Regions from separate parts of the Homo sapiens genome. Here region 2 is linked to region 1. Evidence: chromatin loops called from intact Hi-C (ENCODE). Cell type or tissue: endothelial cell of umbilical vein. All regions are shown on one strand.

The links. Hi-C counts contacts between places; a loop is a spot of excess contacts. Peaks named below come from ENCODE experiments on the same cell type or tissue, not always from the same donor. Only the 100,000 strongest peaks of a DNase experiment are listed, where the experiment ranks them.
Region 2: a loop joins it to region 1, with 6 times the contacts of the local background. A loop is called at or near these places in 3 of 110 quality-filtered maps.

What each region holds. Positions count from the first base shown.
Region 1 is chr6:89,308,119-89,316,118 of GRCh38, reverse strand. It overlaps GABRR2 (gamma-aminobutyric acid type A receptor subunit rho2), which reads left to right and starts at 820. Exons shown (of 9, transcript NM_002043.5): 1 at 820-1,066. The coding sequence starts at 954. In endothelial cell of umbilical vein, a CTCF peak has its summit at 4,244 (motif pointing left); a DNase peak (open chromatin) is centred at 3,848; H3K27ac peaks cover 2,068 bases.
Region 2 is chr6:88,979,621-88,987,620 of GRCh38, reverse strand. No RefSeq gene overlaps it. Among named protein-coding and RNA genes, the nearest start is that of RNGTT, 20 kb to the right of the region's middle. In endothelial cell of umbilical vein, CTCF peaks have their summits at 3,883 (motif pointing left) and 4,751 (motif pointing left); a DNase peak (open chromatin) is centred at 4,740; H3K27me3 peaks cover 140 bases.

The sequences.
Region 1 (8,000 bases):
GGCTATCCCACCTCCTGATCTCTGTCCTCATCTCCCTATGTTTCTACCATGAAATTTTCCATTGCCAGGACATAGCAAGCAATGAGTAGTTTTTAAACATATTCTATTTTGTTCAGTAGGTTAGACATAACCACATGTATCTCTACAATTCTAATGTGCTTAATTCCATATCCCAGGATAGGAATAAAGCCTAATTTATGATTGATTTTATACATTTTAGGGTTAAAGGCCAAAGTTAATTTAATGCTTATGGTAGGAAGAAAAGCTTACATAATCATGAATTCTATGATTAATGTCATCCTTGAAACTAAAAATGTATTTTATGCTTTGATGTTTTCACTGGAAAAAGTTGATCTATATTTGTGAGAAAGGAAGTATCCTTGCTCATAGGCAAAGCATATTCTCTTAGCTCCATAAATAAATCAACCCTAAGGAAACAGGTCATTCATGTTTACTCAGCATTTCCTGAACACATTTATGTACCCATCTAAATGTCCACCAAGTCCTCTCTGCAAATCTACTTGGAATCCGAGCTGACCCCCTGGTGGATGGGACAGACTGGTTTTATGCAGCCAGAAGATGGACCAATAATCTCAGCACAAAGCTGGCATGTTCAAGAGATTTAATTTTTTATATAACAGCTTTAGCCAAAGCTATTCTAGGATTCAGTGGAAGCAGAATTTCATGAGGACAAACTTCTCGACTAATGGCCAATCACTAATCAGCAGGGAGGGCAAAGCCTGGTGTTTGTGTCATGGCCCGGAGTGGAGGGGGTGAGTGGGGCGTCAGTATCAAATAGTAAATCGGGACAACTAGCCTGGCCAGCCTTGCCCTCACAGCCCCTCAGAGCAGCCCGTCAGGAGGCAGCAGATGGATCAATGGTCAAGCCAGGGGGGATTTGCTCTGCCACAGGCTACTGGAAAGCAGCTTTTTGCCTCACAGATGTCCACAAAATGCCTTATTTTACAAGACTCATTTTGTTCTTGTTTTGCTTGATGGTTCTCGTGGAGAGCAGAAAACCCAAGAGGAAGCGATGGACAGGGCAGGTGGAAATGCCCAAGCCAAGGTAAAGTCATAGGTGGGAAAGGAGGGAGGTTACCCTGCATAGTAGCAGCAGCAGTGGCACAGTGGGATGGCTCCCCAGGGGGCTAAGGTCCTATTGAGATATCGCCCTATGAGAATGAGAACCCAGCTACTTCACTGAACGCAGCCTCTCCCTGGGCACACATACTCTATGTGTCACAAGCATTGAGAGCAGAACTAGACTGGGATGAGCCTTCCTTCGGATGCCTGCGTTCAGCCAAAGCATTTTGATTTGAGGCAGATATAAATAGTTGGAGACGTAGTGGGTAAAATCATTCTCTGTACAAATCACATTGTGCTGCTTTGTTTCTCAGGGTTACAACCGATGACCTGCTAAATAATTACACTCAAGTATTTTGGGGAGAACTGTATATAGGAACCTAGCCTGAACTATTAAGAAAAAAATGCATACGGGAGTTGTCTTCCTTAAATTATTTGCCAGAGAATAACTTTATAATGATATTGGGTTTCATTTTACTGTTTTGAATCTTAGAAGAGGTGTTCAGAAATTTGCTTAATTATCAGAAATATATGTGTGAACAACAGTGAATGCAATTTCATGATGTAATGGAGACATTCCCAAGAAATAATAGCCCAGGATCTGCATTCAAAATCATTACATTACAAATCTAAGTTCCTTAGGAAGTTTATTTTGAATTGACATACGAAGCATCATACTCCAGGCCTGAAGTAGACATAAGGACTGTTAGACATGGAGATAAGAAAAGAACAAGCAGCTAAGATATAAACACCATGTGTGGCATGTTACACATTTATTTTCCATTCTACTAAGCATCAGATAAACTAGTGGTTTTGAATATAAATTAATATCTTGAGGCACATTTTCTAGGTCAGTCCCCAAACATTTTTGAACATGCGCTGCTGTCAATGACAAGTTTTTGAAACTGTACCTCTAATACATGCATATTTACTTACAAATCACATACATGTGCTGTTATAAATATGTATGTTAAAGTTTAATTGATTTCTTATTTTTAGAAAAAAAAAAAAAAAACCCTGAATATAAATAAGAGTTACAGCCTCTACTTCCAGTATCCCAGTGGCAACTGCTGCTCTGGGAGAGGTTATTACTCTCTTTTGTTTATTTGTTTGTTTGTTTTTTGAGATGGACTCTCTGTCACCCAGGCTGGAGTGCAGTGGCGCAATCTTGGCTCACTGCAACCTCCACCTCCCGGGTTCAAGCGATTCTCCTGCCTCAGCCTCCCGAGTAGCTGGGATTACAGGCGTGCACCAGCATGCCTGGCTAATTTTTGTATTTTTAGTAGAGACAGGGTTTCACCATGTTGGCCAGGCTGGTCTCAAACTTCTGACCTCAAGTGATCCACCCACCTTGGCCTCCCAAAGTGCTAGGATTACAGGCAGAAGCCACCACACCCAGCCTATAATTACTCTCTCTGGAGCCTAGTCCTACTCAGCGGAAGGCAAACAGATCAAAACCCTCAGAGGCCCTGCTCTGAACAACCCATGCGGGTTGGGTTGCCAGAACCATAGGCTGTTAAACTGGAAGGAGCCTCAGATGTCATCGGCCCAGCAAGTCCCCTGAACTCTAATTTTGGGAAACGTGAATGGCTGTTGAGTGAAATGGGGTTCCAGGGCCACCAAAACGTGGAAAACCCTGGTTTAGACCATTTTCAACAGATGTCTCTACAGCAGAACTTTTAGAACCTTTGTTATGCAAATAGGCACTGTGAGAATCTTGAAGAGAGGGATAAATTATGCAGGGCTTCTCAGAAACAACTAAAAAATCCACAGTTTTTTGGACTGTCTTGTGGGATTCCTACTCCATGGAGCACACACTGGGAAACTGTCCAAGTCAACTCATTTGACAGATGCTGAAATGGCTCAGGGGCATGAGTAAGTCACACGGCCTGCTAGTGGCTTCCCAACACTAGAATGTAGGTTCCTGATTTACTTAGACTGGAGGAAAATCTGTTCAAAACTGTCTATTCTGTAAGAACTGGGGTTCAGCACAAGTCCCTTGGGGTGCCCAGGGACCCCACTCAGCAGCCTGGGCTTGGCGGCACCTCCGTCTCACTTTTCCTCAGAAGTCCACAGTCTCATTCCCAAACCCGCGCATGAGCCTGGGCACAGCTGGGCTCTGACTCTTAGTGGGGAGGAGACTTTGTTGAAATCCAGCCCATGAGGTGTTAAAGTGGGAAAAGATGAACACATACATTTCAAGGAAGTAAAATATTTATTAAACTGAGGCTGGGGGAAAAGGACAGGGAATGTGGTTCTGGGCCTTTCTGCATCCATGAGAATGCACACACAGTCAGACAGTCAACAGGGTGACGCCTCCTTGTGAACATTTCAGCCAAGCCTCTGACAATTTATTTTTCCAAATTACTTTCATTATTGACACGCAGGTGTCAAGCTATACGAACAAATAAGAAAATGACCAGACCCCTTCTGATTACAGTCTTAGAGTGCTTTCTCTCTTTAGGATTGCTCCTTTTCTTAGAAGTCCTGTTCACACACACGGTCACACTCACACACATACCGCATGCCACATATGTGACTTCACGGGCACACACTATGCACATGGTCACCCTCACACATGCACACTGTGAAGACTTCTTTGAACCTGGAAGCCTTCCCTGCCTCACCCCAGCCAAGGCATGCACACAGAACAATGATTCCGCCCAGCAGCTGCTTTTACAAAGACCAGCCCCTATTTTCTGCTGCTTTGTGTCTCTGTGTACTAAATGGCTGCAGAGTGAGTCTGTTTCCTCTTGGCTGTTATTGGTTTTGTTCTGTTCTCCCAGCTCTCAGCCTTCCAACTTTATTCCTACTCCTCCTGGCCTGCTGCCAAAGTTGGCCTCCTGACCACACGATTGCCCTTCTTTCTTGCCAAGGGAGGCACTTCTCCCTTGAGAGCTGACTCTGGGCTGTGCCCTGGACAGTACTGTCAGGCCCCTGCAGGTCTCAACGTGGAGCCCCCTCTGTAGCTTCCTTCCCCATCTGCTGCCTCCTCACTACCCCTACCTCGGCCATCCTTCCTGGGTCTGCACTGTGGTTCTGTTCCGCTGGAGGCAGGAGCAGCTTTGCTTTCCAGCCACACAGTGACCCTCATCCACTGCTGAGGGTCTTGGCAAAGGAAAAGGAGTTGGGAATTCAGGAAAATCAGGTTCAGACCTTGGTTCTGCCGCCATCTAGCGTATGTGGCCATGTTTCCTGCTCTCTCTGAACCTCCGTTTCTCCAGCTGAAAAGGGGGGTGGTGAGCCCTTCCCCATGGGGATGATGTGAAGATGGGGTGAGGTCTGCCTAACGTCCTGCAGTTCAGGGCCTGCACAGGGAGGAGGGGCACCCACGAACACCTGATTATCCTGGTTGCTGTTATTGCCAAAAAACCACAACACGGTGACATCAGCCCTGCTTCCAAAGGCATAGTGGATCCATTTTTCTTCTTCCCTCACCCCTCACCCAAAGGCCGGGTTTGAGGTTCCATGAAGGTCCTGGCTGCCCTGCCATGGGTGGGTGGGGGCTCAGGAAGGAGTCTAGGGTCTGAGGGCCGAGACTGTGTGGGCCATCTCCTGTGAAAGGATGAATGGAGAGCATATGGCTCATACAAATAGCCCAAGGCTCAGGATCTTAGTGGCTTGATCTCTTAAAAAAACTCTGGGCCCTCAATGGCAGTGGGATTTAAATCTCTCTCTTGTTGGGGTGGGTGGCATTCTGGGACTTCCGCTCTCCTAAGCCTTTTCCTAAATGGATGTAAAACTGTGCTGACCAGGAGGGATTTACTCCCTGTGAGTCAGAGGGGCAGTGAGCCGGCTGCACTTACGGTTTAATGTCTATGATCTGCTAAGCCCTCGGGCTGAGCTCTTCATCTGCCTTCCGGAGGCGTCTTTCATGGGCGTCTGCACGTGGCACCTCACACGGTCACTGCCCAGAGACCCAGGCCTGGCCCCACTTGACTCCTGGAGGCAAGGCTTGAGGAAGAGATCAGTGTGTGTGTGTGAAAGCTCCTTGGCAGCACCCGACCATGACTACACATGGCTTAAGGGGACTGGACAGTCCCGTATTTCAGCCACAGGGGAGGAAGTTAAATTGGACTTTCCTCTTTGACCTGTGAAGCTATAATAGGCTTGTCTAAAAGCGAATCTTATCATAGCTTCCTCTTCCATCTGCCTAACACTCTTCGTTGTCTTCCCATTACCTTTGGATAAAGACAGAATTCTTAACATGACTCTCAAGGCTCTGCCTGGCCTGGCCTCTGCTTGTCCCTGCAGCTTCATTCTCTTCATTCATTCCCACCACACCCCCCACCCCCTCCCGCTTCTCATCTAATGCTCACTCATTCTTCAACCTACGCCACTTCAAACTGAGTGCGGCCCAAACCAAACTATGCATGCATTGAGTTCAGATGCCTATAGGATACTCAATTAGGGATGCTGAGTTAGGAATCAGATATAAAGGTTGAGAGTAGAGGGTAGGGATTTAAGAACATCAGCATGTTGATGACAATTTAAGCCATCAACTTAGGTGAGTCTGCCAAAGAGAGGGTAGAGAGAGAAGATGGCTGGGACAAGGTCCTGGGGACACTGACATTTAAGGGATGGGGTGAAGAATAGGGGGATGCTGCAGTGGAGAAGCGCCTGTCAGAGAGGTAGGAGGAAAACCAGAGTACTTTGTTCTGAAAGACACAGTTTCTGGCAGAAGCAGGGACCTTCCTGTCTGCAGCTGTGGAGAAGCCAGACCTCAGCAAGAGCACCTGTAGGACCAGGGGTTGGGCATAAGTAGGCAAGAGGGCTTGGAGTGAGGCGGTGCCAGCAGCCTGTGGAAGATGGCTATTTGGAAGAGTTAATTATTTACTGGGGGGGAAATAAATTTTTTTTTAGGTGGAACAGTGAGGATTTTTAGGGCAATGAAACTATTCTATATGATACCATAATGGTGGATATACATCATTATACATTTGTCCAAACCCAGAGAATATCAACACTAGGCTGAGGATGGTGTCTCATGCCTGTAATCCCAGCAGTTTGGGAGGCTGCAGCAAGAAGATCTCTTGAGGCCAAGAGTAACATAGTGAGACCCTGTCTCTACAAAAAAAAAAAAAAAAAGATTAGCCAGGCACGGTGGCATGTGCCTGTTAACCCCAGCTGCTCAGGAGGCTGAGGTGGGAGGATCACTTGAGCCCAGGAGTTTGAGGCTGCAGTGAGCTACAATTGCACAACTGCACTCCAGCCTGGGTAACAGAGCAAGACCCTGTCTCTAAAAATAATAATAATAAGAAGAAGAAGAAGCATGGGTGCTAATGCTAATGCTGTGTCAATGCAGGATTATCAATTGTAACAAATGCACCAACCCAGGGGGGATGCTGATAGTGGGGAGGCCATGCATGTTTAGGGGCAGAGGGCATATAGAAACTCTGTACCTTCTGCTCAATTATGCTGCAAACCTAAAATTACTCTAAAAAAAGTCTTAAACATTTTTTTAAAAAAGGAAATGTTTAAATAATATAACCAACACACCTATATTGCCATCACTTTCAATGCATTTTGCATGAATTGAGAGCTAGAGGAAGATGTGGAGTTTAGATGGGTTTTCTGCTTAGTTGTAATTCCAGGTGGGAGAGCCTAGAATCCAGTTTGAATACTGGTGGGAATGAGCCATGAAAGGGGGAGAAGCTGAGGAAGCTGTGGGGAGGGGGCATGAGGGCAGGGTTCAAAGGACTCTGTAAGAAGGGGCATTAGGCACTTCTGCTGAGCCTCAGTTACCTCACCACCTACACGTCTGGAGGATGTGCAAATAGGGCAGGACAATGTGGAAGGCAGCAGCAGGGTGGAAGGACAAGAGGGTGGGTGAGTTTGGAAAGCAGATGTGAGAGTGGCTGAGTGAGATGGCTGCCAAATGGGAGGCTGTCCTCATGCAAGTCAGGCTCTCCTCAGGACATTTGCTCTGCTGTTTTCTCAGAATTACTTCCTTCAGGTCCTCTCATGACTCCCTCCCTCCCTCCAGGACTCAGAAGAATCACCAGTCACCTCATCTAAACAGCCCTCTATTCCAACCCATAGCTCTCTATTCCTTACCCTACTTTGTCACGTGATTTATCTGTCCACTGGTTTATCGTCCACCTCCCCGACTAGGTTGGAAGCCCTGTGAGGACCGTGAATATATGCCCTCCCCATGGCTCGGGCAGTGTCTGCACAGAGTAGGGGCTCTATAGAAACGTAGATGCTCTATAAAAATATGTTGCACAAATCAATTTGAGTCTAGGAATTGGGGAACTGTGTGACCAGGGTGTGGGACAACTGTCTGTGTGGATGTTGACATCCTCAAGGTTGATGGGAGGAACTAAATGGAGAGAAAGAGAAGCAGGTTGTTCCTGAGCCCTCAAGCGGGTGGGGAAATGACTGGGAGGTCTGGGGCAGTGAGAAGCTGGGCCAGGCAGTGTTAGAAGTAGGGGTGTAAATCGGAAAGCCCTGGCTTATAGGGGAATCTGGGGTGGGCAGGCTAACTTTTATATTAGCACCAAACAATAAAACTTTTGGTGATTATGGAAATGTTATTTATTTATTTAATTTTTTTTTATTATCACACTCCACTGAGGTAATGGAAAGATTATATAGCTGCACTGTTCAGTACAGTAGCAACGAGCTGCATGGGGCTATCGAACACATATGTGTGGCTAGTATAATGGAAAAACCGAACAGTCATTTATTTAGCTTTCATTAATTGAAATAGCCATATGTGTCTAGTGGCCACTTTATTGATCAGTGCAGCTTTAGGCCTCCCATTGAATTATGCCATCTGGGCAGAGCCGGTGAGGAATGAAACTTAAGGATTTCATAAGAGGATGCCTCCAAGATCAGAACCTCCAGAGAGGAAACCATCACTTTCCTCTTACAGAGTTTAAACAGGAAACACACCTGTTGCCCTCAAAAGTGAA
Region 2 (8,000 bases), 330 kb after region 1:
TGTCTCAGAAAAAAAAAAAAAAAAATCCAGACACTTAAAATCACAGTTGCTCTTAAAAGCATAGCTTTGATTTAGATTGACCTGGAATAAGTTCCATGTCTGTCACTCAGTAGCTGTGTGATTATGAGCAAGTTTCTAAATCTCACTAAAGTTCTCTTTCCTCATTAGTAAATGAAAATAATCGTTTACCTCCTAAGGCTGTTGTGAGAATTGAGGATAATATGCATGAAAATCATTTGATCCTGGCACAAAGTAAGTGCCCAATGAATGGTTACTTTTATCCAGTCATACATTCATTCAATCAGCAAATATTTGTTGAGCATCTGCTATGTTCCAGGTATTGTTCTAGGTACCGGGGATATAGCAGTGAGTAAAACAGACAAAGATCTTGCTCTCAAAGCAATTCCATGGCTTTTTAGCCTTAATAAAATGTGCTTAATCTTATTAAATTTGTTTATATTAATTAAATTGTAGTTTAAATTTCTATTTATTTTTTAATTAAATTGTGTGGTATATAGTTATTTAAATGCATTTAATATTATTTTTAAAGCATTAGTAAAGTTTGTTTAATCAGTTATTCCCTCTTTTCTCCACTGGCTTTTTGTCATAGTCACTTAAATGTAATCAAATTTCTTTTATATTTATTTCTTTTCTTTTTTTTTTTTTTTGAGATGGAGTTTCGCTCTTGTTGCCCAGGCTGGAGTGCAATAGCATGATCTCGGCTCACCACAACCTCCGCCTCCTGGGTTCAGGCGATTCTCCTGCCTCAGCCTCCCGAGTAGCTGGGATTACAGGCATGCGCCACCATGCCTGGCTAATTTTGTATTTTTAGTAGAGATGGGGTTTCTCCATGTTGGTCAGGCTGGTCGTGAGCTCCCAACCTCAGGTGATCCACCCGCTTTGGCTTCCCAAAGTCCTGGGATTACAGGTGTGAGCCACTGCACCTGACTTATTTCTTTTATTTATTTATTTTTGTTTTTTAATAGAGACAGGGTCTCGCCATGTTGCTCAGGCTGGTCTAGAACTCTTGAGCTCAAGCAGTCCTCCTGCCTCAGCCTCCCAAAGTGCTGAGATTACAGGCATGAGACACCATGCCTGGCCACATTTCTTTTATATTAAAAAATCCCTGAATCAACCCTTTGACTTCAAGTTAGCTGACAGTGGCTGCTTTAGTTCCTTGCTCCCTTTGCTATAGATATTATCTCACTCACTGTCTCCACTCTCTAGGTTGACTTCATGACTTCTCATTCATACTCCAGAGCACTGGAAGCAGTCTCTTGTTTCTTGTGGAGAGGTCACGTTATGGCAGGCTGTGTTCTAAGGACTGGAGATATGGCTGGGATGAAAACAGACAAAATCCTCTTTCTCTAGAAGGGAAAAATAGGCTATTGCTGTAAACAATAGGTATCACTCTCAACAAGGTCACCCCCTTCCTTAAAACCATTCAATGACTCCATATTTACCTCAGTGACTCATGTTTACTTGATGAAGTTGCACAGCCCCAGATAAAGTCCAAACTCTTTAAAGTGGCATGTGGGCATGTTCCCTCCCTCCCTAGCCTTCCCTCCCACCATTCCCTTTTCTACCTCCACTCCCTCCCCTGCTCACTGCCCCAAACACACACACACACACAGTTCCCATTCTATAGATGGGCTTGACATTGCCCAGAAGTACCATACTTTTATCTGTAAGCAGTGGTGTTCTAGAGTTGATTTGTGTGGGAGTGTGAGAGCGTATGGTGCATGTCTCTTCCCAATTGCATGTTCAGTGAGGTCATGGTGGGAGTAAATCAAGGAAACTGGCAAAATCTACAAATTAGGGCATTCTTGCTTCTCTCTAGAGAGTTATTAAACATTTACCAGCTCACCATAGCCCCTAGGCCTTTGCATTTATGGCCCTTCCCCTACCCTAACTTGGCCCAGCTTAAATGTCCCTTCCTCCTGGGAACTGTGTTTTGACTCTTCAGGATTGGGATAGATACCCTTCACTGTGATTCTTTGGTAACTTGGGCAGCGGCCCCACTATTTTTCCCGTATTCTATACTGGCCAAGTAAAGTCCTTGAGGTCAGGGCCCTTGTCTTGTTCATTGTTGTTCTTGTCTACCTAGGATAGTGTTTGGCACATAGCAAGGTGCTAAACTATATTTTTAAGTGAACCAATACATGAATAATTAAAGTAAGCCCTCCCTACTAATAATAGGCTTTTTATGGTTCAAGAATGTGCCTTAATCTTTGTATCTCCTGAAATTCCTCACACAGAGAAAGTTTAGTAGATGTTTGAATAGATTGAATGGACTAGACTTGAATGTGCTTTATATGAGCCTAAAACTAGGGCCCAATTTAAGATATCCATTCTAGAAGTGAGTCAATGATATTTGAGATTATGATTCTATAGAACCAAAACCTGGAGTATTGAAATATGTCACCAGAAACTTAAGATTTTCCCTGGCCATTAATTTGCCTTGATTTATTACTCTTATTTCCTTGTTTTTTCTAAGGTGATCCCAAGCTCGTTCCACTTCCTTCTTCCCTCAACCTGGCTTTTCTTTTTGAGACAGGTTCTCACTCTGTCACCCAGGCTGGAGTACAGTGGCGTGATCTTGGTGTGCGCCACCATGCCCAGCTAATTTTTGTATTTTTTTGTAGAGATGCGTTTCGCCATGTTGCCCAGGCGGGTCTGTGACTCCTGGACTCAGCCAATCTACCCACCTTGGCCTCCCAAAGTGCTGGGATTACAGGCATGAGGCACCACGCCTAGCCACCCTATTTTTAATGTACAACTTAGGCATGCTCTTTGCTCACAAAATGATACGCTCATTGAACCATGAGTAGGAAAGCAATGTGGTGCAGTAAGAAGTGCTTGAAACTTAAAGTCAGGAGACACTGGTTGTGTTCCTGTATGTCACAACTTTCTGGTCTTTTCATCTGCAATAAGAAAGATAATATCTTCCCTATCCAATTCACTACATTTTTAAAGATGAAATGAGTTAACATAGGTGAAAATGCTTCTGTAAATTGTAAAGTACTACATAGAGTAAATGCAAATTTCTCAAACAAATTGATCTTCAGCACATGCTATCATTTACTTAATAACTCCCTAGCAAGCAAGTGATATCTGCAAAGAAGTAAGAGTGATCCAGTATAGAGAGAGGTTATTTGCCTGGGAAACAGGATGCCTGTAATTAGGTAAAAATGATGGTTTCATGTTGCAAAGACTTAAAGCATCAGCTTCATATCAGATGCTACATAGGAAATGTGGGGTGATTCTGCCTGAGATGCCAAGTGTGCTATCAATCAAGAATAAAAAACAACTGGCCTAAAACACAAATGATAAGGATATACTGGTGGCTGATGACTGGAATAACAAAGCTTCATTCTCCCAAAGGATCTGATAGACTCCAATTAATTTAGAAGCATAGAATGATGTCAAATACAGATCTGTACCAAGCAACAAAGTTCTGCTTTCAAATAGATAGCTGTCAGTGAATATCTCAAATTGCAGACATCGATGCAGATATATGGTTTGCCCTTTTCTTAGTTTGGGGAGATATTTTTCCTTTGCAGAAGTTAGTTATTAGCCTCCCATAAGAGGAAGGGTTCTCGGCGTGGTCCTCCAAACAACAGCATCGTCATGGCCCCAGAGCTTATTAGAAATGCAGTATCTTGGGTTCATGCCAGACCTATTTAATTAGAATCTGCATTTCAATGCAATCCAGGTGATTGACTGCATTTAAGTTTAAAGTGCACCACCATAGGGACCAACTATTCATTTTTCAAATGAAAACTCAAGACTTGAAGGGTGATTTTTTTCCCCCTTAAGGTCTGACACACTTAAATCCCAGTTTGGATTAGAACAAAGATTTCCTGCCTCTGCTGGCAAGTTCCAGCATTGCACACCCTCTCGCAGCCTGGTTCTTTGGCTTACTGGTTGGGAGGCTTGGGGCAAGTTATTGAACCTATCGCTGAGCTGGTTTCCTCATCTATAAAATGGAGATGATAGCAATGTCTACCTCATACAACTGTGAGGATTAGGCCGGGTGTGGTGGCTCATGCCTGTAATCCCAGAGCTTTGGGAGGCCGAGGTGGGCAGATCACTTGAGGTCAGGAGCTCAAGACCAGCCTGGCTAACATGGTGAAACCCTGTCTCTACTAAAAACACAAAAATTAGCCAGGCGTGGTGGCAGGCACCTGTAGTCCCAGCTACTAGGGAGGCATGAAAATCGCTTGAACCCCCAGGAGGCAGAGGTTGCAGTGAGCAGAGATCATGCCACTGCACTCCAGCCTGGGTGAGAGAGTGAGACTTGGTCTCAAAATATACATATGTGTGTGTGTATATATATATGTATATATGTAAGGCACAATACACACACAAAATTGTATTATCAAGTGAAAAGATAGTGTTCCACATAATTCAAACAGTAGAATTAATTTTTTAATTAAATTTGTATTGCACACAGAAACAGAGTTATTATCTCTGAAAACCTTTGTGCCTTGACAGTAGCGTTCAGAAAGCAGTTGTTTTCCTTTCAATCTTTAGTATTTTCCAGTAAAGAAACTTATATAAAAGCTGGATAGGCAGAGGTACCCTGCTAGTCACTGTTATTTAATTACGTGGTAGGTTAGGCTGACCTCTATTATTATGAGTTTGGTGAAGCGGGGCCAAACCCAACATTTGGAATAGGCACACACATGTGTAATAGAAGAACCTGACTCACTGACCCACTTTCTTGGTTACCAAAGCAATGAGAGTTTGGATTATCTGGTTTTTAGCTCCACCTAGTGACCATATATATGGCTCAGTTTTCAGCTGTAAAATTATGGAGAATTCTAGTTTTATGTTTAAACAAAAATACATTCAACTTCTCACTATTCAGGGGAAATGATCCCATATACACATTTTTGATTTTTTTGTTTTGCATAAAATAACAGGCTTAGAGTTCCTGGAGATGATCAGAAAGTTAGAGGACTTCCTATTTAGAACAGAAAGATTGGAGTCATCTTTGATTTTTCCCTTATTTGGTATGTCCATTCTGTCATCAAGCTCTAAAAAAATTAATTTATCAAAACATTATCCAGCCACATGTACTAATTTAATGCTTCCTTTGGGATTGTCTGCTTAGTGAAGCAATGTATTGGACATTACCCTAGAGTTTGGGATTCCAGGCCCCGCTCCTTTGCAGAGCCTTGGAGAAGAATGATTATAGGTGTATCTAGAAAGAGAAGGCTTGAGCAACAGGGTTTCCAGTCCTACAAAACTTGCCTTTTCCCACAGTGTGGTTGGTTGAGAAGCAGAAGAGAGCTTCTGGACCTGAGGGAGCCACAAAAAGGATCAGCGCAAGCTATATGACCGGATGGTCAGTGATAATAGGCAACCTTTCCCTTTACCTGCTTCTTGGAAATGTGTTGTCTGAGCCCTCAGAACCAATATATAACTCTAGGGATAGGGTAGGGCAGGAAGCCCCAAGGATGCCAGAACTGAGGGCTGGGCGTGGTGGCTCACATCTGTAATCCCAGCACTTTGGGAGGCTGAGGTGGGAGGATCACCTGAGGTCAGGAGTTTGAGTCCAGCCTGGCCAACATGGCAAAACCCCATCTCTACTAAAAATACAAAAATTAGCTGGGTGTAATCTGTAATCCCAGCCACTCAGGAGGCTGAGGCATGAGAATTCCTTGAACCTGGGAGGCAAAGGTCGCAGTGAGCCAAGATCGTGCCACTGTACTCCAACCTGGGCAACAGAGTAAGACTCTGTCTCAAAAAATTAAAAAAAAATGCCAGAACTGAAATTTCCTCCCTGTTTAGCAAGAAGGGGACTCAGAATCAAGATTAAGTTGATTTATAGAAAATAAAGAGATGCCCATCCTGGCCAACATGGTGAAACCCTGTCTCTACTAAAAATACAAAAATTAGCTGGGCGTGGTGCCACGTGCCTGTAGTCCCAGCTACTTGGGAGGCTGAGGCAGGAGAATTGCTTGAACCCAGGAGGCGGAGGTTGCAGTGAGCCGAGATCATGCCACTGCACTCCAGCCTGGCGACAGAGCAAGACTCTGTCTGAAAAAAAATAAAATAAAATAAAATAAAATAAAATAAAATAAAATAAAATAAAATAAAATAAAGAGATGCAATGTTTTTGCACACAGGTTTGTGGCTGGAGAATCAGATCTCTACATTAGGAACCTGTTCAGTGTTGGCTGTACTTTGCAGCCCTGGAACTGGAGTTATTTCATATTGAGACCTTGTTAATGAGTTGATGTGCAGACATGAATTTGGGCCTTTAGAAGTCACTGATCAGTGAGGGAATGCCTGCAGACTCTGAGTTAACAAGATTTGAAAGCATGCTATGGAAAAATTTAAATTCCTTGGCACCTCAACAACATACTAGCAAACCGAATCCGACAACACATCAAAGAGGTAATTAACCACGATCAAGGGGTTTCATCCCAGGGATGCAGAGATTGTTCAACATATGGAAGTCAATAAATGTAATGCACCACATAAACAGAATTAAAAACAAAAACAATATGATCATCTCAATAGATGCAGAAAAAGCATTAAAATCAGGCATTACTTTATAATACAAACTCTCAACAAATTAGGCATAGAAGGAACCTACCTCGAAAATAATAAAAGCCTGGGCACAGTGGCTCACACTTGTAATTCCAGCATTTTGGGAGGCCAAGGCAGAAGGATTGCTTGAAGGCAGAAGGATTGCTTGAAGCCAGGAGTTCCAGACCAGCCTGGGCAACAAACTGAGACCCTGTCTCTACAACAATAAATAAGTAATTAAATAAATTAAAAAAATATAAAAGCCATATGTGGAAAACCCAGAGCCAACATTATACTGAATGAGGAAAAGTTGAAAACATCCCCTCTAAGAACTGGAACAAGATAAGAATGCTCACTTTCATCACTTCTATTCAACATAGTACTGAAAGTCCTAGCCAGAGCAATCAGGCAAGACAAAGAAATAAAGGGCATCCAAATTGGAAAAGCGAAAGCTGAACTATCTCTGTTTGCCAATGATACAGAAAACTCTAATGACTCCTCCAAAAGACTTTTAGATAGGAAATTGATTCAGTAGAGCCTCAGGTTACAAAATCAATGTACACTAATCAGTAGCACTGTTATACACCAACAAGGACCAAGCTGAGAATCAAATAAAAAACTCAATCCCTTTTATAATAGCTGCAAAAAAGTAATAATAAAATAGGAATATACTTAACCAAGGAGGTGAAAGATCTCTACAAGAACTACAAAACATTCCTGAAAGAAATAATAGATGACACAAACAAATGGAAATACATCCCATGCTCATGGATTGAAAGAATCAATATTGTGAAAAAGACCATTCTGCCCAAAGCAATCTATAGATTCAATGTAACTCCTATCAAAAAATCAACATGATTTTTCACAGAATTCGAAAAAACAATCCTAAAATTCATATGGAATCAAAAAAGAGCCCAAATAGCCAAAGCAACCCTAAGCAAAAAGAACAAATCTGGAGGCATCACATTACCTGACTTCAAATTATACTGTAAGACTACAGTAACCAAAATAGCACAGTACTGGTATAAAGTAGATACACAGACCAATGAAACAGAATAGAGATCCCAGAAATAAAGCCAAATACAACCAACTGATCTTTGACAAAGCGTACAAAAACATATATTGGGGAAAGGACACCCTATTCAATAAATGGTGCTGGGAAAGCTGGATAGCTACATGAAGAAGAATGAAACTGGATCCCTGTCTCTCACCCTATATAAAATCAACTCAAGATGGATTGGATTAAAGACTTAAATCTAAGACCTGTAACCATAAAAATTCTAGAAGAAAATCTAGGAAAAAACTCTTCTGGACATTGGCCTAGGCTAAGAATTTATGACTAAGACCCCAAAGCAAATGTAATAAAAACAAAAATAAATGGGATCTAATTGAATTTAAAATGTTTCTGCACAGCAAAGTAAATAAACATCAGAATAAACAGACAACCCACAGAATGG